Regions from separate parts of the Homo sapiens genome. Here region 2 is linked to region 1. The links are chromatin loops, found by intact Hi-C in ENCODE. Cell type or tissue: heart right ventricle. All regions are shown on one strand. Links, peaks and the distances in the headings refer to the core of each region. The heading gives the core; the rest is flanking DNA. Region 1 has its middle 360 kb from the start of SQOR. Region 2 has its middle 450 kb from the start of SQOR.

What was found. Peaks named below come from ENCODE experiments on the same cell type or tissue, not always from the same donor. Only the 100,000 strongest peaks of a DNase experiment are listed, where the experiment ranks them.
Region 2: it touches region 1 in a loop (17-fold over the local background); 3 of 110 quality-filtered maps call a loop at or near these places.

What each region holds. Positions count from the first base shown.
Region 1 is chr15:45,985,084-46,000,602 of GRCh38, reverse strand. No RefSeq gene overlaps it. Among named protein-coding and RNA genes, the nearest start is that of SQOR, 360 kb to the right of the region's middle. In heart right ventricle, for the core only: no CTCF peak of the experiment used is centred there; no DNase peak of the experiment used is centred there; H3K27ac peaks cover 1,444 bases.
Region 2 is chr15:46,082,041-46,097,559 of GRCh38, reverse strand. No RefSeq gene overlaps it. Among named protein-coding and RNA genes, the nearest start is that of SQOR, 450 kb to the right of the region's middle. RefSeq lists a silencer at 2,355-2,649. In heart right ventricle, for the core only: a CTCF peak has its summit at 5,520 (motif pointing left); no DNase peak of the experiment used is centred there; H3K27ac peaks cover 1,448 bases.

The DNA of each region.
Region 1 (15,519 bases), core at 2,959-10,958:
TGCAGATGACATATTATATCCAGAAAAACCTAAAGACTACACTAAAAAACCTTAGATTTGAAAAATGCTTCAGTAAATTTACAGAATACAAAAAAATCAACAAATAACAGTAATATTAATATATACCAAAAATGAACTGCCTGGGAAAAAAATTGAGAAAATAATTCCATTTATAATAGCTATCAAATAAAATACCTAGGAGTATATCTAACCAAGAAGATGGAAAACTACTACAAGTTAAACTACAAAACACTGATGAAGGAAATGGATAAGGACACAAGTGCAAAGATACGCCATGCTCATGAATCAAAAGATTATTGTAAATAATGATGAGTTCATGTCCTTTGTGGGGATATGGACGAAGCTGGAAACCATCATTCTCAGCAAACTACCGCAAGGACAAAAAACCAAACACTGCGTGTTCTCACTCATAGGTGGGAATTGAGCAATGAGAACACATGGACACAGGAAGGGGAACATCACACACCGGGGCCTGTTGTGGGGTGGGGGGAGGAGGGAGGGATAGCATTAGGAGATATACCTAATGTTAAATGATGAGTTAATGGGTGCAGCACACCAACATGGCACATGTGTATATATGTAACTAACCTGTACATTGTACACATGTACCCTAAAACTTAAAGTATAATAAAAAAAAAAAAGAATATTGTCAAAATGGTCATACTGCTCAAAGTCATCTACAGATTCAATGCAATCCTTATCAAAATACCAATGTCATTTTTCATAGATACATTAAAAAACAATCCTAAAATTCATATGGAACCAAAAAAGAACTCAACTAGCCAAAGCAATTCTGAACAAAAATAACTGAGCTGGAGGCATATTACCTGACTTTGAAATATATTACAAGGCTATACTAACCAAAATACCATGGTTGGTATAAAAACAGATGGAACAGAATAGAGAACCCCAATCCACATATTTATAGCCAACCAATTTTCAACAAAGGTGCCAAGAACATACGTTGCAGAAAGGACACCCTCTTCAATAAATGGTGCTGGAAAAATTGGATATTCATATGCACAAAATAAAACAAGATTCCTATATCTCACCATATACAAAAATTAACTCAGAATGGATTAAAGGCTTAAATGTAAGACATGAAACTGGAAGACTACTAAAAGTTTACAGAGGAAACACTCCAGGACACTGGTCTAGGAAAAGATTTCATTAAAGAAGACCTCAAAAACACAGGCAACTAAATAAAAAATAGATGAAACTATATCGAACTAAAAATCTTCTGCACACCAAAAAAAATCAACAGAGCGAAGAGACAACCTACATACTGAAAGAAAGTATTTACAAACTATTCATCTGACATGGGACTAATATTCAGAGTATAAAAGAAACTCAATTTAATGGCAAAAAAACAAAATCTCATTAAGAAGTGGGCAAAAACAGAATGGCAAAAATGTCAAGAAACAATAGATGCTGGGGAGGCTGTGAAGAAATAGGAATACTTTTACACTGTTGGTGGGAATTATTTCAACCATTGTGGAAGACAGTGTGGCAATTCCTCAAGGATCTAGAACCAGAAACACCATTTGACTTAGCAATCCCATTACAGGGTATATACCCAAAGGAACACAAATCATTCTACTATAAAGACAGATGCACACACATGTTTATTGCAGGACTATTTACAATAGCAAAGACATGAACATACCCAAATGTCCATCAATGATAGACCAAATGAAGAAAATGTGGTACATATACACCATGGAATACCATGTAGCCATAAAAAGGAATGAGATGATGTTCTTCACAGGGACATGGATAAAGCTGGATGCCATCATCTTCAGCAAACGAACACAGGAACAGAAAACCAAGCACCACATGTTTTCACTCATAAGTGGGAGTTGAGCAATGAGAACAATCAGACACTGGGAGGGGAATGACATACACCAGGGCCAGTCAGGGGACTAGGTGGCAAGGGGAGGGAGAGCATTAGGTCAAATAACTAATGCATGCAGAACTTAAAACCTAGATGACGGGTTGATAGGTGCTGCAAACCACCATGGCACACGTATACCTATGTAGCAAACCTACACATTCTGCACTTGTATCCTGGAACTTAAATAAAACACAAATAAAAAAATTAAATGTGGGGAAAGGAAAAGACACTTCTCAAAAGAAGACATACACATGGCCAACAGGTGTATAAAAAATGCTCACCAGCATTTTTTCACTTATTCAGTAATAAGGAAAATACAAATTAAAACCACAATGGGATATGTTGGACCAGTCAGAATGGCTATTAATAAAAAGATTAAACAAAAAAACAGATGCTATCAAGAATGCAGAGAAAAAGGAACTTTTATACACTTTTGGTGGGAACATAAATTAGTAGAGACACTATGGAAAACAGTATAGAGATTTTTCAAAATACTAAAATTAGAATTACCATGTGATCCAGCAATCCCACTACTGGGTATTTATCCAAAGGAAAAGAAAAATAGAATAACAAATGAATACCTGCACTTCCATGTTTATTGCAGCACCATTCACAATAACCAAGATGTGGAATCAACCTAAGTGTCCATCAACAGATAAAGGGATAAAGAAAATATGGTATATGTACAATGAAATATTATTTGGCCATAAAAAATGAAATTATGTAATTTGCAGCAGCATGGATGGAACTAGACATCATTATGTTAAGTGAAACAAACCAGGCACAGAAAGACAAATATCATATGTTCTTACTCACATGAGAGCCTTAAAAGCTAATCTCATGGAGATAGAGAGTAGAATGATAGATACCAGAGGCTGGAAAGTTTGTGTGTGGAGAGGGATGGGGGATAAAGATAGGTTGGTTAATGGGTACAATCGCACAGTTAGATAGAAGGAATAAGTGCTAATGTTTGACAGGAGAGTAGGGTGACTGTAGTTAACAACAAAGTATTGTGTATCTCAAAACAGACAGGACTTGAAATGTTCCCACCAGATAGAAATGATAAATACTTGAGGTAATGGATACCCCAAATACCCAGACTTGATCATTACACATTCTATGCATGTAACAAAGTATCACATGTACCCCAAAAATATGTATAAATAGTATGTATCAAATAAAAATTAAAAAGGGTCATCCTGGGGAAATGGTATTTAAGTTTGAGACTGTGGGCTAAGTTATTTAAGGTTGTTTGTTACATGTAAATTGGAGAAAACTTACAATGTACACAGGATTAAATAATGGTTCAGCATAAGGCTTTGGGGAGAAATTCATAATTATTGTTTGTTTTGCATGTACTCATACTTAGTCTATTTCAATTCATCCTACCTGGTCCTAATAGCTTTCTTGGATGTCTCTTATTACATTGTATGCTAGGTGTTCCATAAATGTTCATTGAATAGAACTACCTTGCCTTGTTTACTAATCTAATAAATTTAGCTTTGGCTTTCATTTCCATTTGAAATGTAGAGGCTATGTTAAAGGCACAAACAAGAAAAAACTGCCTGTTTTCCCATTGTAGTTCTCCTGTGAGCTCTGAAATTTCATCAACCATTATGCAAGAAATGCTTAACCGTGAAAAATTAATAAGACTTTTATGCAACTCTCATCAAAATAGGGTAAGAGTGGGAAATTTTTCATCAACGTGTTATTGAGAAGCTCACATTTTTATGTACAGAATAAAGAAGGTTACTTTATTAATTGGCTCAATGAAGAATTATTTGCAGTATTCTCAGAGCTATAAGATGTACCCTACATTTAGCCTGGACCAGCTTGTCCTGGCAGGTTAAGACCTTATCTTCTTAGTGAGAGATGACTGTGGTTTATTCAGAAGGCCATGACCCTGATCTGCCAGCTCAAGAGACCAGCAAAGATCCTGCCATAAGCTATAAAGGGCCTTAGATGTCATGTTGAAGACTTTGGGCCTTACCCTGTAGCAGACTAAATTTTTAAGTAAGACAATGAAATGATCACATGTATATGTTTCATTCAGATAATTCTTTTCGCACTGAAATCCTTGTCTCAGGATCATTTTCTGGGGCAACCTTGCCTAAGGCAATATTGTTTTCACAGCCAGTTCCTAGAAGAAGTGATACCAGGAAGCACTGATAGGGGAATTAAGAGGTAAAACTGGGAAGGCATGTCAGTAAAGGATACATTATTGAGAAGGTTATTATTGTAGGCAACTAAAGTTCAAATCCACAGGTGACTTCTGAGAGATCAGGTAAAAAACCCATCTGAGTATTTATTAGCCAGCTGAGACAAGGCAGGTAACCCACCCCACCTTCGACACATGGAAATAAAGGAAAAATCTTGAGTGTCTTCCAGGGAAATTCCAGGCCCCTAGCTAGCCTTTAGAATAAATGAGCAACTAATAAGCAATAAATTATTAATAACTTAAACAATAGCCTTCTAAGCAAGTCAGAGTCACAAGGTGTTTTGGATCCCAATAGAAACTAAAAGACGACATTGTAACATGTGGTTCTGGAGTTGTTTTTAGAAACCTGGGTAGACCTCAGATAAGGGAGAACTGAGGACTGAACTCTTGACTGCTGTTCTGTATTCTAAATTTCTTCCTAAGCGACCTAGAGAGTCACACTGACAGACAAAACCTTGACGTTCCTTTCTGCTGACCCCACGATTTTAGACAAAACACCTTGCTTCCTTAATCCATTGCAAATCTGAAAATCTCTGAATCTGCCTACAACCCATAAGATCCTGCTTCAAAGTATCCTGCCTTTTTGGGCAAAACCAATGTGACTTTGTCTGTAACCTGTCTCCCCACCTTTAAAAACCCATACACATAAGCTATCAGGAGTTCAAGTCTTAAACATTAGCTACCTGATTCTCCTTGCTTGGTGACCTGGCAATAAATGCCTCAATTTCTCTCACTGCAAATATCATTTTCAGTGTTTGGTTTTGCTGCTTTTGGCAAGCAAGTGGACCCAAGTTCAGTTCATAATACAACTTTTTTTTTTTTTTTTTTTGAGAGAGAGTCTCACTCTGTCACCAGGCTGGAGTGCAGTGGCACAATCTCGACTCACTGCAACCTCTGCCTCCCAGGGTCAAGCGATTCTCCTGCCTCAGCCTCCCAAGTAGCTGAGACTACAGCCAATTTTTGTATTTTTAGTAGAGAAGGGGTTTCCCCATGTTGGCCAGGATGGTCTCAATCTCTTCCCCTCATAATACAACTCTTATTGATCAATGGCTGAGGGCTGTTCCTGGGAGTGCTCACCGCCCCCACCCCTCAGCCCTTTCCGTCTGCCCATGGCACAGACTTAGCTGTCTGCAGAGGCTGGAAAAAGCTCTGGGGGAGAGTGTCAGGTGCTTGCTGTAACAAGCCCTTGGCAAGTATAGAAACAGTTTAAGTGTTAAGGGGATATAGCAGGGCCCTGACAGCATCTGCTACACATCTGTAAATAAGTAAGTTATAAGACCGCTGCTCTTGTCAGATGAGAAATAGTGAGTACTTCAGCCATAGCAGTGGCAGTGGGAATGGAAAGAGGAGGAAATGTTTGGAAATGAATTTAAGAAAATCAACAGAACTGGCAACCAAAACAATAATAGTGATGAAGAAAAGAGTCCAAAGGAACTCCCAGGTCTCTAACTTGAGTGTTAGACTGGATACCATGATCTAGTTTAGGAAACAGAGGAGAAGCCCTCATCCTGTTCCCTGAATGTATGTTAAGTTATAGGCACATCATATTTGAGATAGCTGTCTGTATAGCAAGCTGAGTTTCCCAGGAAGTTGATTCTGGGGTGGAGATTAGCATATGGAAGGCTTATTAGAGAGTGCACTTGGAATCAACTCACGGTGAAGGGAAGAGAAAGTAGCATAATTGAGCAGAGGAGGAAGGTGGGCATCGATGCAATCTCAAGGAAGCCTCAGCCAGCCCTATGACAAGTACCAAAAATGGAATTACCCTCAGAGTTGTACCCACTTTTGTGGGGCACTTATACCCCTATATTGAGCATTCATTGGAAGGAGGCTGACCCAAAAAAGGGACGTGACATTGAGTGAGATAACTCTTCAGCCAACACAATCCCTAAAGATGGCTGACAGCTGTCAATACTCTCATAGCTGGAGTCATGGGTATTGTATTCCAAAACAGGAATGTGGACAACGCATGGCAGCATCTGCCACAGGCAGTGTTATCAGATGTGTCCAGTTGGTATTTGATGCATAGATCTAGTGCAAAGAAAAATCAGCTGGCAACACATTTGGAGAGTTCTCAGTTTAAAAGAGTGTCAGTAAGTAACTTGGGCAGATGGTATAGAACAGAGTTCTTTCTGGAACACTCCAAATATGATTACTCTGTGGTAAATAATGGTAACTTTCCTTGCTTAGAAAAAGGGCAAATAATGTCATTATAACACCATATAGTGGGTTATAGATTATCTGTTGACAATAAAACATAGGGAAATGTAATTTAATTGCTTCATTTCAAAGGTGGATAAGTAAAATAGTAGAAATGTTATGAAGAGCATAAACATATATAGTAGGAATAATGTTTTTCTCTTGGTGTGTATATGAGAATCATAACAAAAGAAATTACCCAATTTTTCTGTCAACTTCCTTTTCATATTAGATAAGGTCTATAAAAGTGTGATTAAAGAAAATATGGTTTTTAATACTCATGACAAGTATAGCAATTTGGAACAAAAATGTGAAATGTTTATCTAATAAATGCTATGTTCCACATGATGAAAAACTAAAAGTTAAAAAAAAGGCAAAAATACTAACAAGTATAAATAGTATTTCCCAAGGACAACCTAGCCAAGGGTATAAAAAAAAGAACTGAGATCACTCTAACTAGTAAAACAGTTTCCCCTGGTACTTATCATCCTCTGATCTTCCCAGGGTCATTGACACTTCTTTCTGAAAATCTCTGCAAAGGAAGTATAATACAATGGGCCAAAGTGCTGATTTGGGAGTTAGACTGCCTCCTTTTCCACTTGCTAGACCTGATCAAGCTATGTGCAAGTCTCTCAACTTCTCTGTATCTCAGTTTTCTTATCTATAAAATGAGGTTAATAAAAAAAACACCTGCTTCTCAGTGATACTGCAAAATGCTTACTGGCATATAGTAATCTTTCAAAAAGTTGTTATTATAAGTCATTGCTATTATTTGGCTGGAAAGACCTGTGCAAAGCTACATGGGTGCCTTCCTTTTGCACTCAGAGCTTGTCAGAAAAAACAGTCATTGGCAGACCTCCTACCAGGGAAACAGGGCTAAAGTCCTCAAGATGCCAAAACCACTTCTGTTAATGTCTGATGCTGGTGAACAATTAAATTTCATTGTGCCAAGAAGTAAATATGAATTCCACATCTTAACTTCCCTATGTGGCAATAACCGAAACAGAGACAACCTAATAAAGCACCAGTTTTCCCTTTTCGCTCAACTCAGGCATCATAAATTGTGGTAACTCTGACTAGGAGGCTCCCCTGTGAGAGTCTCCATCTCAAAGGTTCAGTGGGTTTCATACAGTCATCCACATTCAACACCAACTGGCTTGCAGCTGCAAAGCAGCCTTGTGCGTGTGAAATATATCTTACAGCCTTAGTGTGCTAAGTCACAGGTATTTTATTCTGTGAAAGAAGAAATCACAAATGACCAAAGATCTTGATGCTTCCCTTTCAGGAGGTTCTTCCTGACATCAACATCTACTAGTTTTTAAACTAAACTATATGTCAATATGTCCATACCTGCATCTGGAGGAGGGAAGACAGAGATGGTGCCCAGGCATTCCTAAGCAGCACATCCCTGCCTACTACCTTTGGATCCCCTAGAAAGCCCATTGCTTACAGGGATGGTCTTTTCCAACTTACAAAACATACTTTCCACCCTCTTGTATCCACAGAGATTTTCTTTCTCCCAACTTTGTTTCACACTCTCAAATCCAAGTCACAGACACCCTCCACCTACCCTATGACTGAAGAGGAGTTGTTCAATCCTCCCTTCAGTGAGTCTTCCTTAGCGGCCTTCCTCACTTCCTCTGGCAAGTACAGTCCTGGAAGACCTTCCCTCACACAGCTCTCCAAGTATTCCAGAAGTGCCTGAATCAGAAAGTCAGTCCAATATAGGCACATTCTGTTTTCCTGATTCAAAAGAAAAGAATCAGGAAACTGTTATAGGGGGTTAGGGGGACATGAGATTATAAAATAAATGGAAGCAGGAACAGAAATGAACTTGGCAAGATTTCTTCAATGGTGGTGTGAGAAACTCTGCAGAGCTTTTCTCAGAAAAACTATTAATGATGAAAATTATTAAGAAAATTAAAATTTCTAAAAATTTCCAGAATACAGCAAGTGTATGAATGTTTATTCAAGAAAATCCATTAAATCTCTATAAAATGATGACAGTCTGTCACGTTTCAATTATGACAGGCTCCTTTACCCTTCCCCCTGCCCTCAGCTCTGTGCTATGAAAGCTCTACTCTGGATGTACACAGCCAAGAAAAAGATCCCTCTCCCTTCCCCAGCTCCCAGACTTCTTCTACCTAGCCTTCACTTATAGGGTAGAAGTCTACTCTGGGTGTGGCAGGAAGAGAATGCTAGCTCTGATTAGCCTTGCATCAGTGGACCTTTCATACAGGAAGAGGTAAACCAGGAAGACCAGGAGCTACTGCTCTTACCATCGACCTGCTTGCAGAGGAGGGCTATCACTCTTCGAGAAGCAGGCTACAGTCCCTGCCCCCAGAAGTAATGACACAGAATTTCTACCATGGGGGAGAAGCAGGCAACAGCAACAGAGAGCTCAAAAGTTTTCCCTAAGGGAATTGGTTTTAATTTGAACAGAACAGGGAATTTCAAGCAAAGGATAATGTCAAAAAATGGAGATTTGGGACCAGATATGGTGGCTCAGACCTGTAATCCCAGCACTTTGGGAGGCTGAGGCAGGTGGATCAACTGAGGTCACGAGTTCAAGGCCAGCCTGACCAACATGATGAAACCCTGTCTCTACTAAAAATACAAAACTAGCCAGGCATGGTGGTACCTGCCTGTAATCCCAGCTACTCAGGAGGCTGAGGCAGGAGAATCACCTGAACCTGGGAGGCAGAGGTTGCAGTGAGCCGAGATCATGCCATTGCACTCCAGCCTGGGCAATAGCAAAACTCTATCTCAAAAAAAAAATAAAATAAATGATGAGCAATTAATAAGTGATGAGCAATTAATCAACTAGTGAATTGGTGGGTAGCTCTGTGATAGCAACAAGCAAAATCATAGACCAAATCATTTAGCAGAGAGAATCAGATAAAGATACAGCTAAAAAGAGATCTCCTGAGGGGGAAACAAGCCTCAAAGACTACCTCTGCAAAGTGGCCAAGAATTGGCTCAGACTGTGGAACAATTTATGTTTTAGGATATTCTTGAAAACATTAGAGCAATCAGTAACTACTAGACGCTAACAACTGGGTGTGAAACCAATAGAGGCAAACCAGATAAAAGCTTAACAGGGAGATCAGAGAAAGAGACACTCAGAGAGTGGCTAAAACCTATGTCATCCTTGGAGTGGGAGGTAAGGGGGTCAGAGCAACTATGCACATTCCCAAGGTTGTACCTTTTAAGAAGCAACATTGGAGGCTACACAGTTTGGAGGAAATAAACTTCATTAAGATAATCCAGACAAAGTCACTAAAGAAATTAACAAGCAAAAAAGCAAATAACAATTAGCCCCAGAGAAGTAGTAGGAAAATAAGTATCCAGAGTTGCTTTCAATCAAAATATCAAGCTTTCAACCAGAATTTATGAGAAATACAAAGTACGAAGAAAGTGTGACCCACACAAGAAAAAAAGGGCAACAGAAATAGCCTTTGAAAGAGCCCATATGCCAGATTTAGCAAACAAAGACTTAGAGGCAGCTATTATAAATACATTCAAAGAACTAAAGGCCGGGCGCAGTGCCTCAGGCCCATAATCCCAGCACTTTGGGAGGCCGAGAGGGGCGGATCACCGAAGGTCAGGAGTTTTGAGACCAGCCTGGCCAATATACGGAAACCCGTCTCTACTAAAAATACAAAAATTAGCTGAGCATGGTGGTACACACCTGTAATCTCAGCTAATGGAGAGACTGAAGCAGGATAATCACTTGAACCTGGGAGGTGGAGGCTGCAGTGAGCTGAGATCACACCACTGCACTCCAGCCTGGGCAACACAGTGAGACTATGTCTCAAAAAAAAAAAAAAAAACCCAAAACAACAAAACAACAACAACAACAACAACAAACTAAGGAATATAATGCTCCAAGAAGTAAAGGAGTATACAATAATGTCTCATCATAAAGGATATCAAAAGAGATAGAAATTATTTTAAAAGAACCAAATGGACATTGTTTTAGTTGAAACATACAACAACCTAAATACAATAACCTCAAGTATATAGAAATTAACTATATACTTGAGATGTCAGAAAAAACATCAGTGAACTTTAAGTGATGAATTAAGATTATGCACTCTGAAGAACAGGAAAAAAAAGGCAAAAAATGAACAAAGCCTCAGAGAAATGTGGGACACCTCTAAATATACCCACATGAAAGTAGTGGGAACTCCAGGGGGAGAGGACAGACAGAAATGTGCAGAAAAGTATTTTAAGAAATAATAGCTTAAGATTTCCCAAACTTGATTAAACACATTTATCTATACATGCCAGATGCTCAGTGAAATCCAAATTACATAAATGCAAATATAAAATAGATGCATCAGAGTAAAAATGTTAAAATGCCAAAAGAAAATCTTGAGAATGAAAAAGAACTTTTCACATACAAGGGAAACTCAATAAAAAATGTCAACTGACTTATCAGAAAAAAAAAAAAAAAAAAAAAAAGGAGACCAGAAGCAGTGAGATGATATTTTCAAAGTGCTGAAAGAAAAAGGAAATGTCAACCAAGAATTCTCACCACTCTTATTCAATATTTTCCTAAAAGTGCTGGCAAAGACAATATGACAAGAAAAGGAAATAAAAGCTATACACATTGTGAAAGAAGAACTAAAACTATTTGTTCACAGGTGATTTTATTGTCTATGTAAATAATTCCAAAAAAACATTGACAAAACAGCCCCTAGAATAAATGAGTATGTCAAGCTTAAAGGATACAAAGCTTAATACGTAAAAGTCAACTGAATGATCAATTCAAATTTGAAATTAAAAGCATAATGCCATTTAAACTGGAACAAAAATTCAATATTTAGACATAAATCTAAAAATTACATATGAGATCTATGTGAGGAAAACAAAAAAAAATTTTTTTTTTTTTTTTTTGAGACAGAACCTTGCTCTGTCTCCCAGGCTGGAGTGCAGTGGCACAATCTCAGCTCACTGAAAGCTCCACCTCCTGGGTTCACACCATTCTCCTGCCTCAGCCTCCCAAGTAGCTGGGACTACAGGTGCCCGCCACCATGCTTAGCTAATTTTTTGTTTTTGTTTTTGTTTTTTTTTTTTTAGTAGAGACGGGGTTTCACCATGTTAGCCAGGATGGTTTCGATCTCCTGACTTTGTGATCTGCCCAGCTCAAAGTGCTGCCTCCCAAAGTGCTGGGATTACAGGCGTGAGCCACTGCATCCAGCCAAAAAAGCTAAAAGACTTTGATGACAGAAAACAAACATCTGAAATAAATGAAAAGATATTCCATATTCATGGATACAAAGGCTAAATATTCTTAAGATGTCAATTCCTGCCAACTTGATCTGCAGATTTAATACAAACCCAGTCAAAATCCCAGCAAGTTTCCTTGTAGATATGGACAAACTGATTCTAAAGCTTATATAAAGAGGCAAAAATCCAAAATAGCTGATAATAAAGACAAACAAAATCAAATGACTAACACTATCTGACTGCAAGATTTACTATCAAGCTAAAGGAATCAAGATAGTGTGGTATTAGTAAAAGAACAGACAAGTCAATGGAACACAACACAGAGCCCAAGAATAGACCCACACAAATGAGGTCAACTAATATTTGAGAAAAAAAGGAAAGGCAATCCAAAGGAGAAAAGATGCTTTTTAACAAGTGGTGCTGGAACAATGGAATTTTTACAAATAAAATAAATAAGTGAATCTAGATACAAACCTCATACCTTTCACAAAAATTAACTCAAAATGGATGGTAGACCTAAATGCAAAACACAAAACATAAAATTCCTAGAAGATAAAACAAGAGAAAATCTAGATGACCTTCTCCTTGGCAATGAGTTTATAGATACAATACAAAAAACCAATCCATGAAATAAACTATTAAAAATATGAATGTCTGCCGTTTTCTGTAAGATACTGTTAAGAGAATCAGAAGACAAGACCATACTGGGAGAGAATTTTGCAAAACATGTATCTTAAATTGAACTTATATCCAAAATATATAAAGGACTTTTAAAACTCAGTAAGAAATCAACCCTATTAAAAAGTAGACAAAAACTCTGAATACGTATCTCACCAAAAAAGATATAAAGATGGCACAAAGCATGTTTTTAAATGTTCAACATTATATTTAATTAGGGAATTGCAAATTAAAACAATGAGATACCACTACACAACTATTAGAATGACCAAAATCCAAAATACTGACAACACCAAATGCTGGCAACAATGTACAGCAGCCGGAAACTTATTCAATGCTGACGCACCTGCAAAATAGTACAGCCAATGTGAAAAATGGTTTGTCATTTCTTACAAAACTAAACATACTCTTATCTTTCAGCAAACATGTTCCTAAGTATTTACCCAAATGAGTTGAAAACCTCCACACAAAAACCTGCATGCAAATGTTTATAGCAACTTTTCTGATAATTTCCAAAATTTGGAAGCAATCAAGTTATCCTTCCATAGATAAACTGGTATGTTAATGCAATGGAATATTGTTTAGCCATATAGCTCATTTAAAAATAAATGAAAAGACATGTAGGAAGTTAAAATGTACATGGCTAAATGAAAGACGACAATCTGAAAAGACAACACACTGTGTGATTCCAACAATAAAATGTTATGGAAAATGCAAAAAGGTAAAAAGAGTGGTGGTTGCCAGAGCTGGAGAGAGGTCAAGGGAGTAGAGATGATTAGGGGATTTGCACAGATGATTTTTAGGGCAGTGAGACTATTTTATATGTTATGTGTTACCATGATGGTGGATACATGACATCATGCATTTGGCAAAATCTGTAGAACTGAAAACCACAAAAGGTGACCCCGATGAAAACTACAGGCTACTTTTAATTCCAGGGTAAATGTGTAGGATGCATAGGTTTGTTACATACGTGAACATATGCCATGGTGATTTCCTGCACCTATCAACCCATCACCCTAGGTAGTAAGCCCAGCATGCATTAGCTATTTTTCCTGATGCTCTCCCTCCCCCTGGCTGCCCAGTATGACAGGCTCCAGTGTGTGTTGTTCCCCTCCCTGTGTCCATGTGTTCTCGTTGTTTAACCCCCACTTATAAGTGAGAATGTATGCTGTTTGATTTTTTGTTCCTACGTTAGTTTGCTGAGGATAATGGTTTCCAGCTCCATCCATGTCCCTGCGAAGGACATGATTTCATTCCTTTTTATGGCTGCATAGTATTCCAAAGTATATATGTACCACATTTTCTTTATCCAGGCTAACATTAATGGGCATTTGGGTTGATTCCATGTCTTTGCTATTGCGAATAGTGCTGCACTGAACATACGCATGCATGTATCTATATAATAAAATGATTTCTATTCCTTTGGGTATGTATCCAGTAATGGGATTGCTGGGTCAAATGGTATTTCTGGTTCTAGGTCTTTCAGGAATCGCCAAACTGTCTTCCAGAATGGTTCAACTTATTTATATTCTCACCAACTGTGTAAAAGTGTTCCTATTTCTCCACAACCTCATCAGTATCTGTTGTTTGACATTTTAATAATCGCCATTCTGATTGGCATGAGATGGTATCTCATTATGGTTTTGATTTGCATTTCTCTAATGATCAGTGATGTTAAGCATTTCTTCATATGTTTGTTGGCCACATAAATGTCTTCTTTTGAGAAGTTTCTGTTCATGTCCTTTGCCCACTTTTTGACAGAGTTTTTTCTTGTAAATTTAAGTTCCTTATAGATTCTGGATATTAGACTTTTGTCAGATTCCAAAAATTTTCTCCCATTCTGTAGATTGTCAGTTCACTCCAATGACAGTTTCTTTTGCTGTGCAGAAGCTCTTTAATTAGATCCCATTTGTCAATTTTGGCTTTTGTTTCAACTGCTTTTTACATTTTTGTCATGAAATCTTTGCCCATGACCACGTCCTAAATAGTATTGCCTAGATTTTCTTCTAGGGTTTTTATGGTTTTGGGTTTTAAATTTAAGCCTTTAACCCATCTTGAGTTAACTTTTGTATAAGGTATAAGGAAGGGGTCTGGTTTCAATTTTCTGCAGATGGCTAGCTAGTTTTTCCAGCACCATTTATTAAACAGGGAATCATTTCCCCATTGTTTGTTTTTGTCAGGTTTGTTGAAAATCAGGTGGTGTAGATTTGTGGTCTTGTTTCTGAGCTCTCTATTCAGTTCCATTGGTCTATGTGCCTATTTTTGTACCAGGACTGTATTAGTCCATTCTCATGCTACTAAGACATACCTGAGACTGGGTAATTTATAAAGAAAAGAGGTTTAACTGACTCACAGTACAGCATGGCTGGAGAGGCCTCAGGAACTTATAATCATGGCAGAAGCGGAAGCAAACACAACCTTCCTCACATGGCAGCAGCAAAGAGAAGCAAAAGGGGGAAAAACCCCTTTTATAAAACCATCAGGTCTTGTGAGAACTCACTATCGCAAGAACAGCATAAGGGTAACCATACCCATGATTAAATTATCTCCCACAGGGTTCCTCCTACAACACACGGGGATTATGGGAACTACAATTCAAGATAAGATTTGGGTGGGTACACAGCCAAACCATATCAAGTACCATGCTGTTTTGTTTACTGTAGCCTTGTAGTATAATCTGAAGTCAGAGCATAATGCCTCCATCTTTGTTCTTTTTGCTTAGGATTGTCTTGGCTATACAGGCTTTTTTTTGTTCCATATGAATTTTAAACTAGTTTTTTCTAATTCTGTGAAGAATATGACCTCAATTTGTTTACATCTGCAAAGACCCCCTTTCAAAATGATATCACATTCATAGTTATCAGGGTTAAGACTTCAACATATCTTATTGGAGGACAAATTTAACCCATGACAAAGAATATCTATTAGAAAAAAAACCCCACAGATAACATCATACTTAATAGTGAAAGAGTAAATGCATATCCCCTAAGATCACAAACAGGATAAGAGTGTCTGTTCCTGCCACTTCTATTCAGATTTGTACTATAGTTCCTAGCTAGGCATATAAGGCAAGAAAAAAGAATGAAAGACAGCCAGACCTAAAAGGAAGATGTAAAACTATATTTGCAGATGACAATTTTGTATGTAACACAATTTTAGGAATTCAATAAAACACTAATAGAATGAATAAACAAATTTAGAAAGATTGCAGGATACAAGGTCAAAGTATAAAATCAATTGTATTTCTATGCACCGGCAATAATCTAAAAAT
Region 2 (15,519 bases), core at 4,321-12,320, 96 kb before region 1:
CCAGAGACTTTTGTTCACATGTTTATCTGCTGACCTTCCCTCCACTATTGTCCTATGACCCTGCCAAATCCCCCTTCTCCAAGAAACACCCAAGAATGATCAATAAATACTAAAAAAAAAACAAAAAAAAAACCTAAAAGATTTAATATTAGCTTTGCTCCTAAGAATTTTAAGGGAAGAATTATATTGCTCTTTTGTTAACCTTATTAAAACTTTAAAGGGAGAGAGGATTTTGAGTCTTCTCATCCATTACTATGAAACCTGATGGTCAATGTTCTCCCACAAATAAATAGTAAATTAAATGCGATTTAGTTCTAAGAGGATTTTTCATAGAACTAAACATGCTACTTATAAAATTCACATAAACAAATTAAAATAGCGTGTTCACTTTTAAAAAATAAGGAAGGCATTTGCCATACCTCATAGAAGATTTAAAATAAAGCCAGAGTAATTTAACTGGTATGGTCTGAGTATAGACTGTGTATGCTGCAGTAGAAGGGGCTTGGAAGTGGTGATAACCAGACCGATAGCACCAAACATAAAGCACAAAAAAGGCTTAAATGTATGGTATCTACAGAGATGGAAACACTAATTAATGGAGGAGAACTACTCAGTAAATCTCAGATCCTTACCTCCCATCATAAAAACAATTATTGAGATGGACTGAATAGTTTTTTTTTTTTCAAAGAATTTTCCAGGAGGCCTAAGTCTGAAAAAAATTAAAAACAAAGAAAACATAGGCAAATATCTTGATTAACACACACTAGGAAAGGGCTTCCTAGATAAACCAAACAAAGTTAATTAAGGAAATGTGTTTAAACTATTTGCTTTTTATGTAATACGTGCAATTACTGTGAAATGTAAAATATACAAGCCACAGATCAAGGGAAACATAATTGGAACAAGAACACTAAAGGATCAAATTCGTGTAATTAAAGAATTCCTAGAAACTGATAAGAAAAGGCAACCAGTAGAAAACTGGGCAGAAATGACAAGAAAAATTAATAAGAAAACATCAAAATGGCCAGTGGGCATAAAAGACCTTCAATCCAAGTATTGATCGAAGTAATACAAAATAAATTTACCTTGGGATATAGAGAGACATCAGATTGACAAAACTGAGAGTTGTAATTTTCAGATTTGTTACCAAACTACTAATAGGACTATAAATTGGCACAGCCTTTTAGGACATATTGCCAAATTGCTTTCTCAAAATTTGCTTCTGGATCATGGAATACATGTATTTTTGCTTCTAGAAACACTTTCCAGAGAATCTTATGGGTGTCTGTACAAGAATATATATGACATTTATCACAGTAAAATGTACAATAGTGAAAAATAGGAATCCACCTGGATGTCAATTTTAAAAAATTGATAAATTGGGCTATAATCAATTTCTCAGTAGATATGTTTGTGTGACACACCTATGTGTATATTTACATACATATTTATATACACACAAATATACATATGATAGGTATATAAACATGGATAAGGTAGCTCTTTAAAAACTAAATGGGAGAAAGTAGGCAGGAGGAAGTAAGTGCCAGAAGATACACAGTATGAGAACATTGATGTATTTTTACAAAAGCCAAGTATACTGTTTAGTCCATATTTTTATAGATTTACTATATAGATAATCATAAATATAGGATTCTTCTCTGCAAAAAAAAAAAAAACAAAAAATCACTGTGACCAAGAAAACCATCTGGAAAACCATAGAGAAAATGTGTTTAAACTATTTTCAACAAGCTTATGCAAAGATTTGCTTCCATGAGATATGTTTCCATGTAAAAATACCAAGACTTCCCACACCAAGCTACAAGTACTTATTTATATACCCCAGAAAGTTGTAATTCTAGAACTGATGGTCACCAAAGAAAGCTGCTTGGCTTCGGGCCCTGACAAATTGCAAAAACATCAAGAGAAAACCACTACATATAGGGTTCTAGGTGTCAGAATTTGAGAAAGTATAAGAGAGGAATGGAAAGCAACTTCTTTCCTTTCTATGAAACTTCAGAGCTGAAAAAGTATTGACAATGAAACGTATGGATTCCCAAGCACAGGCTGACAGTTTTCATTTCTCATAGAGCACTTCATGTGAAGTAACCTGACAGCATTTGCAAGATGGTTTCTGAGCTGATCCGACCAGCATTTTTGTACTCACTCCTTCGACCATTAATGGAGAAAGAGAAATTGTCTTGGAAAAAGTTGTAGAACTAGGGTGCAGTCAAGCCAGAACTAAAGTTAATTTCACTAAAATTAGAGATAGTACCCCACCATACCATATCTAGAAAGAAAATCCCTTCCTCTTCAACACTTCCCTTTACCATGCGACCCCTGCCATTAACTTCTCAAAAGTAAATGCTGGCACAAAAAGTACAGTTTCCTGACTGCAACCTGGCAGGAAGTCCTTCCTTGAAGCAGGGAGAAGGAGGGAGTTTTCCCATGTCTACCAATCACAATAGATAATGCAAACAGCCTTTGGCTGTCAGCTCCTTCAAAGTCTGCCTTGGCTGCAAAGAGCTGCCTTGCCCGCAAAGAGCTGCCTTGCCCAAGGTCATTCTCTTCCCCAGAGAGCTCACACCTGGAAATTCAGTAAAGAAATATAAAAGAGGCAATTCCTTCCTGACTTATGCAACTCTGATGTGCAGTCGTTGCACCAGAGCTCTCTGCAAGGTTAGCTAAAGCTCTGTTGGGCCTGCCTCTCATTTTTATTTCTTCCTCTGCCCAATCATGCCTCCTTCACTTTTCTTTCACAGGTATTGATTCCTAATAAATATAACATACCCCAAACTTCATCTCAGTGTTTCCTTTCAGAAAACCAAAACTAAGAGAGTTGGTATTGAGAACAGTCAGAGAGTGGGTGATAAGATGGGGCTTTGGAGCTAAAGCACTGCTGGCTGCCTGGCTCACAATGAGGACCCCATCACTGGCAGTAGATGGAACACAAAGACAGCCTCTAGAACAAGATGGCAGTCAGTTGTCAAAGCTGACAGCATAGCCCAAGGATATACTTGGTTGAAGAGGGAAGAAAGAGACTATGCCACAAAGGACCTGCAAAGTATAGCCAGAATGCATGGGCAGAAATCAAGGGCATACACATGAGGCTGAATTATAACAGTGCTGGTTTAAGGGGGCCAGAATACCCCCAAGTCAATAAACTCTTCACTCCATCTCCAGGGAGTTAAAATTGGGTAAGAAATATATTGACATGGGAGAGATACACAGTTTAACATCTTAGCAAGAATTCCAGGAAATAGTATGAACTTGTTACTACCATGACTCCTAGAAATACAGAGAAAAAATGGCCTATGCTGGAGAAGCAAAATCCTAGCTTTTACATGGAAGATGGTTGAAGAATGGATTAAAATACTTAGGAAAGGCAGCATGGTAGAATGGCTATACTATATTCACTTGAAGACCTGCCAGGTGATATACTCCAGAAGAAAGCTCATGGCAGACACCATTTACTAATACCAGAAAAAAAAAATGCTATTGAGAAGGGCACCAGCCTCATTAAGATGTGAAACAGCAGCTTTACACTATACATCAGGCATGATGTTTGGAAATGTTGTTACGGAACTTGGCTTAGTTATGGTAAAGGGGATAAGACCCCAAAACATAGAAGCCAAGCCAAAAGGCCACAATTATCATGGTGAGTGGAAAGACTGGAGTGGCAATCAAAGGGACCTAACTCACAAAAAACTGTGTTGATGGTTGATGGAACATAGCAACCACCCTAGGAGCAAAACAGGCGGGCAGCCAACAAGGATACTACTCAACTTGTACCAACAAAGGAAATAAATGATGGATGTCAAGGAGTCTGAGGGAGGGCACCCCATTAAAAAGTCATAATTCATTATGCAATTTCTAGATGTGAACCAGTTTTCAGACCCAGTCTGTATTATGAAGATTCCTACAAAGTCTTAGGTACTATACATGGTAATATTTGATTATTTTCCCCAAAGGGTCTTTTGGCCATTTACTCAAGGAAACTAAACATTGAGGAAAAAGAGAATTCCCAAACATTTTAAGGATTGTTTGAAAATGGGTATGAATTGACAATGAAACCTGGAAGCCCAAAGCAGTATGATGGCCCTCTGTTAGAGTTGAAGCACATAAGGGCCAGATAATAAATGGCTAATGTCCACTTTACAATGGGTCAGCTTGATCTGCAGACCTATATGGTGATCATCTCCATACTTCCAGGATACATAATTGAACTTAGCATGTTTGACAATTGGTGAAACTTCTATATTAGGGTTGCTGCTTTCCCCTGTGAAATCTTTAATCCTACAGGCTACGTGGAAGCTTCTAAAACTGCCCCACCAATAGCCAAAGGGGTAAATCAAACACAATATTTCGTCTTCAGGAAGGGGACAGTGCAAAGTTGCTGCAGGGAAAGGTTCTGATGCCCAAAGTGCTAACACTTTCATGCAAAACATAGCAAGTATCTCATTGAATGGTAAGCTATAGTTGGCTCAAGGGCACTTTGGCCTACTTGTATCCAGGAATTAGAAAGTAAGAAAAAAGTCACAATCTTGGTAGAGGAACTTGACCCTGATCATGAGGAGGAGTTAGGACTGCTTTTACACAGGTGGCCGACTTGGGTACTTCTTGGAACTGAGTTGCCCAATTATCACTATAAATGGAAAAATTCCTACAACCCTAGCCAGAGAAGGGCATGGTAATCATGGCCTCAGTCACTCCAGGGGAAAGTCTCTGAAGAGTTTAATAGTTACCCCAGACTTAAATTGTTGCTTGATATGGTTTCCATACATTCTAGAACCTAGAACATAATATTGTATTGACTTCTTTTTGCTGAATTTTAGATTGGTTCCTGGCTATCATTATTTTCCATGACTTAATGGTTAAAGTATAAACATGGATTTATTTGAAAAATTATGACTTTCCACAACACCGCACCTCATACGTAAAAGCAGCCAGTAGGATTTTTTATTTATTTTTGAGACGGAGTTTCGCTGTTGTTGCCCAGGCTGGAGTGCAATGGCTCAATGTCGGCTCAAGGCAACTTCCGCCTCCCGGGAGCGATTCTCCTGCCTCAGCCTCCCGAGTAGCTGGGATTATAGGCATGCGCCACCACGCCCGGCTAATTTTTTGTGTTTTTAGTAGAGACAGGGTTTCTCCATGTTGGTCAGGCTGGTCTCGAACCCCCGACCTCAGGTGATTTCTCCCCCACCCCCCCGCCGCCTCAGCCTCCCAAAGTGCTGGGATTATAGGCATGAGCCACCGCGCCCGGTCACCTGTAGGATTTTGTTATTCAGAAATACAGTCCCTCTTAAGTAGGGTGAACCACAAAAGTGAGCCTACGTTCTCGCTTATTTCTGTCTCCTCTCTTTGAAGGTCACTATAGATGCAACTGGCAACTGGGACCATGACATCTGTATAAACACTGACCAGCAATTTATCTTTCTAGGATCAGAATGGGGAGGCAGCGCAGCTTGAGGAAGAAGGGCCAGGAGATAAACAACACACATTCAACTGAGGCCCCCTAGTGGCTGAGGAAATGTTAATCAAATACTTTTCCAGACTAATTTCTACCAATTTCGATAGAAGTTTGGTGGAAACGCTGCTATCTCCACCCCATATTTCGTTCCATGGATCCTTACCATTTGCTTTCATTCCCGTTTCTACCCTTCCAACGCAGATCTGCACATTCCTGGGGCATCCTAAACATGTCTGAAGACCTACTGAATATTGAGTCTAAGATCATCTCCCCTTGGTACTGGAAGTAATACAAATAGTGTTATCTCTACATTTATTTCCCCAGGCTCTTTCTATAGGTTTAATAGACAAGGATGATATACACATTTCATACTATTTGAAAATCACTTCCTGACTACACTTTTACATACTTGAAAATGGATTCTCAACTTCTTTTGCGTGATTTCTATCTAACTTTGTCATTTGGGCTTCAATACACTCCATACATTCACTAGGGTATTATAACACAGTAATTTTATCTTTAGTGTACTGTTGTGGACTTTAATAGCTAGATTTCTAGTTCAAACAAGGATTCAATAGAACCTGTGCTTCAACCTGAATGGAGTTTGACTGAACAACCCTAATTTGCCATGAGGAAAAAATATTGAGTGCTATAGCTTCAAATGGTAACATATTCAGAAGATGAGATTTCTTGTGCAAATGATTTGTCTCCAAAAGTTTACCAACTTCTGCTTAAGAGCAAATTTCAAGGGATAAAGTAATTTTTAAGGTATTGATCTTTAAGAAACATTTCCTGTATTTTAAACCAAGCAAATATATAACCTAAACATCTAAAGATGTATGTTCTATGAATACTAAGTTACAGCATGATTAAAGACACATTCATTGTCAGTGATTTCTATATTTTGCAATAGCAGAGGGAGCCATAAAAGGGGAATGGAGCAATACAGCCTATATTCTAATACTTGTCAGACTTCTGCCAGGCAGTGATCAACAGTAAGGATTCCATGACAATGTTACCATGACAATCCTAGGAACAGACAGAATGGAAATGAAAGAGACTCTAGACACTGATAACAGGACATCTACTACTCCCCCAAGTCCTGCCTGATCAGTAAACCAGTAACCTCATGTTACCAAATTTTTAGCTTAGTGGTTAGTACAGGTGAACATTAGTGAGTTATGATCATTCTAAGTATTCTTCAACCAACTAAGAACAACACTACAATACGTCAAAGTTACATGTGTTTTCTAGATCAAGCTAAAATGTAAAGATGATGTAGGTTCTCTGAGAATTCACATTTTACTCTTACTGTAAATGACTATCCTGTAAGTGTTTAATGCCCTTTCCCTACCATTCTAAGAAAATAACTGAATCCTTATTAGCATATGTAGGTGAATGGTTAATAGTACATAAAAAAGAACTTACTTTATTCACAATTTGTTAATGAATCCAAATCATTTTGAGCATCAATGCCTCAATCAGTGTCTTTCAAAATCCATCTCAAAACTTCCCAACCCACCATAGCCCCTGGGGATTTATGCCCTCCCTAAACCATCACTTATGTGTCATGACAGGGTACACATTACAACTAAAGCTCCTTGTGGATCCCGGCATCTAAACTGCAAAGAACATCAAATGTCTAAGTGAAATTTGTCACTTGATATTTTTGGACCCACATCATCACACAGTGTTAAACCTGAGTGGATCTGAGGTCATCTAGTTTACTTACCCTCTTCACATAAAGCTTCTTTACATGTAAAGTAAGTGACTTTCCTGGGGTCAAAAGATCATTGCACAGCAAATGTATGCTAGAAATATAGACTCTTGGCCCTGAATAGATGGCAAATACTTCATTGTTTCTGGATCAGATCTTATGGAAGCAGCCCTCTGTGTTACCTGATGATTTTTGCAATCCATGACTATGTCAACATGCTACGGAGATGAGAAACAAATTTGCTTTGATTTTATACACTGTTTGTGGCACAGAGATTGGTCACCTGCTTTTCCCAGCCCAGTTTGCAATGCCAGATTTATGGCATTTTTAAATTCTGCCTGCTAATTCCTTGCTACTCTGCTTTTCCAAATCAAATTCAGTCAGACTTATCTAGCTCTGTCTGAATGTGTCCCTTGATTGAGTGATGTTAGTTCAAGAAAAAACACTCAAATCAATTTAATGCAAATTCCCATTCACAGCCTGGTTGACCCATCAGGATACTGACAATAATAGATTGGGGTACTTAATTCCTAAGGCATGTGACTCATCGAAGGCTTAGTAATCAATTTCCATTGCTGCGACTGCATAATTCATCTTTGGTGCTCTTAAGCTCTGGAATACCAAGTGTCTGTTCATTTTTTTTAAGGCCTACACATTCCTTCCGAATAGCAAAGCCCTTTTCGTGTCTCTGCAATCATTTCCTTATCTAAATTTCCATATGCCACCCTGGCAAGGTGTCCCACCTGTGAAGGCTTTAGATCAATAAAAATAATTGGCATGTTTTCCCTCCAGTTGCAGATGCCTGAAATAGATTACATGCTGCTCTAGCAGACAATAGGAAGATGAAATGGAGGCTGGTCACTGCCTCTATCCACATTAGCTATTAACTCTCTACAGGACAGCCAGTAGGGATTCTTATAGTTTGAACCCTGTTTCCCAAGATCCCCAATCTGTTTTATTCTCTAAGCATTAAAGTGAATGGGAAGCATATACAAATAGGCAACAAGCAGATGTCCTTTCCATTTCAAGAAAGGCATGCTGTGTTCCATCCAGACTGTACCTGCATTTGTCATTTTTTGTGTCTCTTTTCCTGTGACAAAAGCCTTATGTTGAGATCAGATTATGCCCTGGGAATTTTCTTTGGCAACTAGGTAAGGTTTTGTCTCAATTCTTAACTCTACAGGCAAGAAAATTGTTAAGTCAAATAAATCTGTAGAATAGAAGCCATTGTTTTACTAACTTTTGTCTACAGGAGCCAAGTGTTTACCCATAACTTTGATTTTCCTGAGGCAGGAAACTAAATTAGTCATGTTTCCTCTATGTACTTGTATTCCCCAGATACCGAAGACTATATGCACCACCAAGTCATTCATGAGAGCTGCAGTAGACATTCCATTCAGGATTATGTTTCTGTCACTTTCTGAGCAAATAACAAAAGTATTAAAGGAGCTAATCATGCCTCTGAAAACATAGTATTTCCCTTGGCCTTATCTCTTCTGATATAAATCTGTGTCCTCTCATTTTATAGAATTAAAAATCATTTATAAGAAAATAATGCCTAAAAAGAATTAGAAAAAGATAAGGATGTTAGTGAATGTGTAAGCTTACGCTCTATTCTGAGTAAGTCGCAAGAATGTGAGAAGTTGGAAAAAAGTACTTGTAGAAGTATAAGGAATGAGAGTACTTCTCAAAGTTGGGTGGATGCCATTAGCAGGAAATGTTCTTGCAGTAGTAACCCAGCAGTAATAAATATATATATATTTATGGTTATATAATAATTTATATATTTACATATATTTTATATATGTTGTATGTTTATATATAAATATATAACTTGTTTATATTTACACACATATGTATATAAATATATTACACATTATATGTATCTATGTAGTATATACATTTGCTTTATAACACATATGTATATATGTAATTTATATACACATATATACACATATATACATGTGTGTAAATATAAATATATACACATTTATATATTTATATATACACATATTTACATGCATCTATATGTAAATATATTTTATGTGTTAAATCATATATATAACATTCTAAAATTTAGCTAGAAACAAACTCCTTCCTCATAAAGCTTACAATATAATAAGTATTCAATGATAAAGCAGTCTCCTATACATATACATTTGTATATCCTATATAGACATTATTAATTACATTAAAATGTTTTCACTTGCCTTTTTGGTTGTTTGGAATTGAGTATGATAGACCCTTTTTTCCATTTTTACAGAAAAATAACAGTGCATTCATTTTAATACTACATATGGAATACATTGTACACTCGTGCTTTAAGACATCACAAGTTTGTACATATAAACTTGTGGGATAAACTTGTAAATATGGGGTTGAACCAACATGTTTGTTTGAATATGAGTGTGGTATTGACTGTATACATAGGTTCATTCTTTTGTGCATTAAAACTGATATTCTATTCTGAAGATGTCAGTCTTTAATCTTAGTAAGGAAAAACGAACATAATCAGCTACCCTTTAAAATCATGTAAAAGCCTAAAACTACAAAAGACTCAAATTTATGTTACTAAACAACAGAGACTATATAAGACCCTAAAATTTTCCAGAGGGGAGAAGTAAGTCACAAAAAAAAGAAATGAGAATCAGAATGTCTTTGGAACTCTTAACATCAACACTAGATATATGAAGGCAATAGCAAAATATCGTCAAAATTCTGACCCAAAAAAATGGTGGTCTACCCTCACACTTGATTGGTGGTTTGCATAGGCAGAGGAATCCAGGTTGAAAAAGACATTTTCAGACCTGGAACTAAAATATACCTTTCATGCACTTTGTCTCAGGTACTAATGAAGGATGCATTCCATCAAACCAAGGTTGTAAACAATGATGACAATAACAACAGTAAGATTGTTGTTATTCAGGAAAGAGGAGCTTTCCTGAATGAAAAGAGGAGCTTTTGATTCAGGAAAGAGGAGCTTGAACATTGGAGAGCAGAGAAATGAAGTCTCAGATGAGTAATAAGTCATGCCCAGAGAATAATCAATCCTGACAGTGCTAGAGAATAGAAGGCTGCAAGGGGGAAGTTATCTAGGAAATAAAAAGCACACTAGATCTCAATTTTTGATTTAGAAAAAACAGTTGGTATTTGACAGCTCATTTGAACTTTTTAGAAAATAGATACATGGAAAACTAAATATTGAACAATAAGAGAATCGTAATTATAGTATACTACCTGGCTCAGCAGAGAGGAGTATTTCTGTAGTCATACTGTAAATGCCAACTGAATTTGACAAAAAATGTATGATAATGATCTTGAGAAAGTTACAAGATTGTATAGACTAATGTCAGGGATAGGCAGTTGGACTAATTCATCAACATCCACAATAGGATGTAATATCCTAACTAATAAATCAAGAAATAAAACACATATTATTTACCCACACGGAGGTGAATTTCAGATGCAATGCCAAGAGTTGGAAGTGGTTCCCTCTAGGGTGCACTAATAAAGTGGGAGAGACCAGGTAGAGAAAAAGATCATTGTTTTTTTTCTTGAATCTTTTAGCACTACTTGACTTTTTAACTCCACAAATGTATTACTTAGATTAATGCTGTATTAATTTAATTTCAGACATTTTGATTGAAAGGATCCCCCAAGTACTGAGTAGGAAGAACAAAATTTGACTTATACCTAAACACAACGAAAACTTTATCTTATTTGGATATCTAAATTATACCAACTTTCAGGAAGAAATTTCTTTATAAGTAATAATCCTACTTGGTGTCAGATTTTTAGCAACAATGTTTGTCCATTGTGTCTTGTCTTGTTGCTGTCTTTCCATTCAGTGCACTGAAGTTCTGAGTGAAATTTTTGGACTGATGATACCTTCACATGTGAGTGACAGTTTGGCTGTGTGTGTGTGTGTGTGTGTGTGTATGTGTATGTGTGTATATCCCTTCAAACATTTATTGAGTTACAAACAATCCAATTAAACTCTAAGTTATTCTAAAATGTTCAATTCAGTTATTATTGACTATAGTCACCCTATTGTGCTATGAAACAGTAGTTCTTATTCATTCTTTCTATTTTTTGTGCCCATTTATATTCCTACCTTCCCCCCACCCCACCCTCCGCTACCCTTCCCAGCCTTATGGTAATTATCCTTCTACTCTCTATGTAGTCTGGCTGTGTACAGATTTAAAAGTTAAGGTACTAATAAGAAGCAGGCACACTCAATGAGATATTTTATGAACAATCCCCGTTATTGTACTTTCCTCAAAATATGAATGGGATATAAGGGGGAAAATGCACGGGGTGGGGCATGCAGTATTCTCTGGATTTAAACAACAGGGGGAAACATTCCACCCCCAGGCACAAAGCATCATAGAAGAAGAAGATCGTTATGAGTACCCAGAAAAGTTAGGCAGAAGAAAATTAATAGGCTATATTAGACCTTAACACTTGGAAAATTCTCCTTTGAAGCAACAATGTTTCAATAATCTAAGATTGTCTGCTTCTGTAAGAATCCATTCATATTAATTGGTTTTAAAAGAACATTTGCATAATATGATAAATGTCATTCATTATCTATGGGTTGAATCTATAAACCAAAGCATGGAAGACTTAGTTATAATTTATTTTTAAATCAAGTTTTGACATTTACAATCTTTTCTGTAACTATAATTAACAGATTTGGTAGAAGAGGTAAGAGGTTGGGTAAATTTAGTAAATTCTTCATTTTTTCCAGCAGAGACAATACATTGTCTAAATACTCTTTTATTTCTTGACTTAGCAGCTTTAAAGTTATGATGCAAACATAAAATCAGTATTACATTATTGCCTCTTGGTAGTAGGACTGGAGCTGGGGAAGTCTTGAAATTCAATTTTCTATCTTTCTGTAGTGTTTGAATAGTAAACCAATGTATACAACACAGTAAAAACAGTGTTGAAAGACCAGTAAGGACAGCATTGCACTTGTCCAGGACAAAGATATAGGAGGCAGAGGAGTACTATAGAGCAAGCCAGGCACAACTTCATCTGATGTCTCCAAGCACTGCTAGGTTTTAAAAGTTTTCTTAGTACCCTGGTCATCAGTGTAAGAAGCGTCAGGGAGCAGGAGTAGAAAGAAGATAAAAATCCTGGATTAATCCTGGTTTAAGCCTGAAATGATCAACTTATTCAATGATTTGAAGTGTTTAGAATATTTTATATTCATACCTAATGGGGACTCAATAAGGTAAGTTCAGTTCTAAACACACACACACACACACACACACATATATGACTGCATGTTTTCAATTTGTTGTGGCCTGTGAAATTCATACCTGTTACACTTAGGAAAGGTGACTAGATATAAGGTACATGAATCAGAATGAAACAAGAACAAAGTGGGCAATGTAGAGAACCAGGAAGAACACAAATGCCTGAGCTTCTCAAGTAAGCAACATAGTATAATAATGCACAGACTAGTGCAACCTGTAAGCATGAGTATATCATCTCTTCTTATCCTATGAGCCCCAACAAGCCTGTGAAGCCACCTTAAGGAGTAGCCTTTCCTTTTTAATGAAGTATATATCAGTTTCTTCATATACATCTTATGAATGCAGACCCTCTGAGAGCCTGAGAAATAAAAATAGTATAGATGCAGGTTTAGACAAAGTTCAGTTGCTGTCTGCTCACATTCAGCCATGGTAGAAAGCACTGGATTCCAGTTCTAAAAACACATGCTGGTAATGGAGAATAAATTGTGGCCTAAGACTGCGAATGCCTGTCAGCTACTATATTCCCTAGAAATGCTTCCTGCTACAAGAAAATCCAATGTGGAGGTGAATTTTAAAATAGAGTTTTATTTTTCTCACACAATAAAAATTCTAGAGCTTAGGTCAACATTGATGTTATGACCCAGGAATTTTACTCATCCATCTTTAAAATGTTGGATTTTGTCCACAAGCTTTTCAGTTTGGTCTCCAAGCATCCCATTTGAGTTCCAGACAGAGGAATGGGGAAGGAGCAAAAGACCTATTGCTCCTAAGGCTTTGCTGAGGATGGCTTCTCCTTCTGAAAGAAAAGACCAGTGTTTCCCTATAAATCATAATTTATCAGCTGGGTAAGAGCCTAACCTCCCCAAAATCATAGATGAACCCCTACCTGCTCCCCAAAAACTAGGAGTTCCTTAGGAGTCAAAAAGACGTTTGTAGGGAAGCAATATATCCTCTATGCTTGTCTTTTCTAACTCAAACCTGATGAACAAATATTTCATATTCTATTAAGGTGACTCAAATTTATATGTAGGATTTTCCCCAGTTTTCTTTTCCAGTTAAGAACCCCAAAACGAATCTCTAATCGTAATTCATCTTATTTATTGAAACAGTGACATTTGAGACAGCCAGTAGTGTGGTTGACAGCTAGCTAAGAGTGATGTGGGTTCCTGGAGTGAGCCGAGAGGGTCTGAGGCAGAAAATTACAGGAAGGGGAGTTAGTGGAATCAATATAGGTAGATGCCAGGGAATCTTCTTTCTGAAAGCGGGTGAACAGCTATTATACCCTATCAATATTGCTTTATATCCCCTGCAGGAAGGAGGGGTAATTGTTACACCATGTAAATTACTGGAAACTAGTATTGCTTTGGCATAGTCACACATTTTTTTTTTTTAAAAAGGCAAATATGGCTATTGGCATAACCTCCTAGTATATCTATAGCTAAACCAATAGCATTTTGCTGACAGTGAATCTCTTTTGAAAATCTAATAGCCACTTGCTATAACTTTATACTCGAAGTCAATGAGTTTCAGGATTTGAATTGTGAGCTTTCAGAAACCCCATATGTAATATTTTTCATTACATTAAGTTGAATGCAGAGAGATATGGGCGAGTTTATAATGCTGTGTAAGTGCAGTCTTGCTTTTTGATGGAGTTTCAACAATAGAACTAGTTTATTACACCCTGGAGCTACATCCCTATTTGATATGGTAGAGTAATGAGATTTTTAATACTTATTAACCTCATGAATTTTGCAAACTGATAAAATTGAAGAAAGGAACAAGTATTGCATCGCTAACACTTTATTCAATGAGTCTGTGTCTAATATGTTAATATTACTGTTATCTCCTTTTGAAAGATAAAATAATTTTGAGCTATTCTTGATTCTTTGACACAAATCCTTCTGACCATAAAGAATCATTATTTGCATTCAACTTGGATACAAGTCTTAAAACAAAACCTTACGTTCTTTAAGCTAAAAAATACACCTTCCTTTTTTTATGACTAACAAATTCTTAGCCGGTGCCAAAATAAATTTTTAAAAAGTATTTTATATAAAATATTTTGCATAAAATATTAACTTGATCTTCTGCTTGCATATCCCAATAAAAACTTTTACAATTAAAGAAACAAGACTTAGACTAGATAACATCCAATGTTTAAGCACTTATGATGTACCAAAGTCATAAGGGACTTACAGAAACAAAATGTTCACAATGATCCTAAGATGCAGATATATTTTGACTCTCAAGCCTCAGTTTCAGTATCTGTAAAATGAAGAGGTAATTTTACAATGTCGTATGGCACCAGATAATAAATGACAGAGCCTTGTTCAAAAGCTCAGCTTTCCTAGACTCAACAATTGCTTTGTGCTGATACTATGGAAACAAGACCTCTCCCTCCATCTGTTAAAGACTTAAAAATGGAACTTTGCTTCTTAGGTTTCAGAGTTAAATCAAGGAAACCAAAAAATCTGTAAGCCACAGGAACCAGTACAAATTAATTTGTCCTGGGATAATCAAGAAAGGAGTCACAGAGTGTACTACACTAAAAGAGCTTTAAAAATGAGTATGAGTACAAGTTAGTCTGTAATATTCTCCATACTACCTGTGCTATTGAAAGTGTGGCTGTAAGAACTGCTTATAATTTTTGTTCCAACAAGTGTGAATTCTCTAGAGCAGCACTATCTAACAGAACTTTCTGCAATAATGGAAGTGCTCTGTATTTGTGCTGTCTAAAATGGTAGCCACTAGCCACATGTGGCTATTAAGTACTAGAAATGTGGCTACTGTGACTGAGGAATTTTTAATTTTACTTAATTTTAATTAATTTAAACATAAGTACCCATATGTGGCTAGTGCTTCCCATGTTGGGAGCACATATCTAGAGTTATTCAAATATGGCCTGTTTCAATGCCTTGACATTAGACTAAAGGTGGGAGAGACAGACGGATACCTAGGTGGAAAGTAATGGGTATGAAGGGAGAGGCTTAAACAAGAAGATATTACATGCTTGCTAATGACTCATAATCATTACCCTGAAGGCAGTAATGGTTAGTGGAGAATATTTA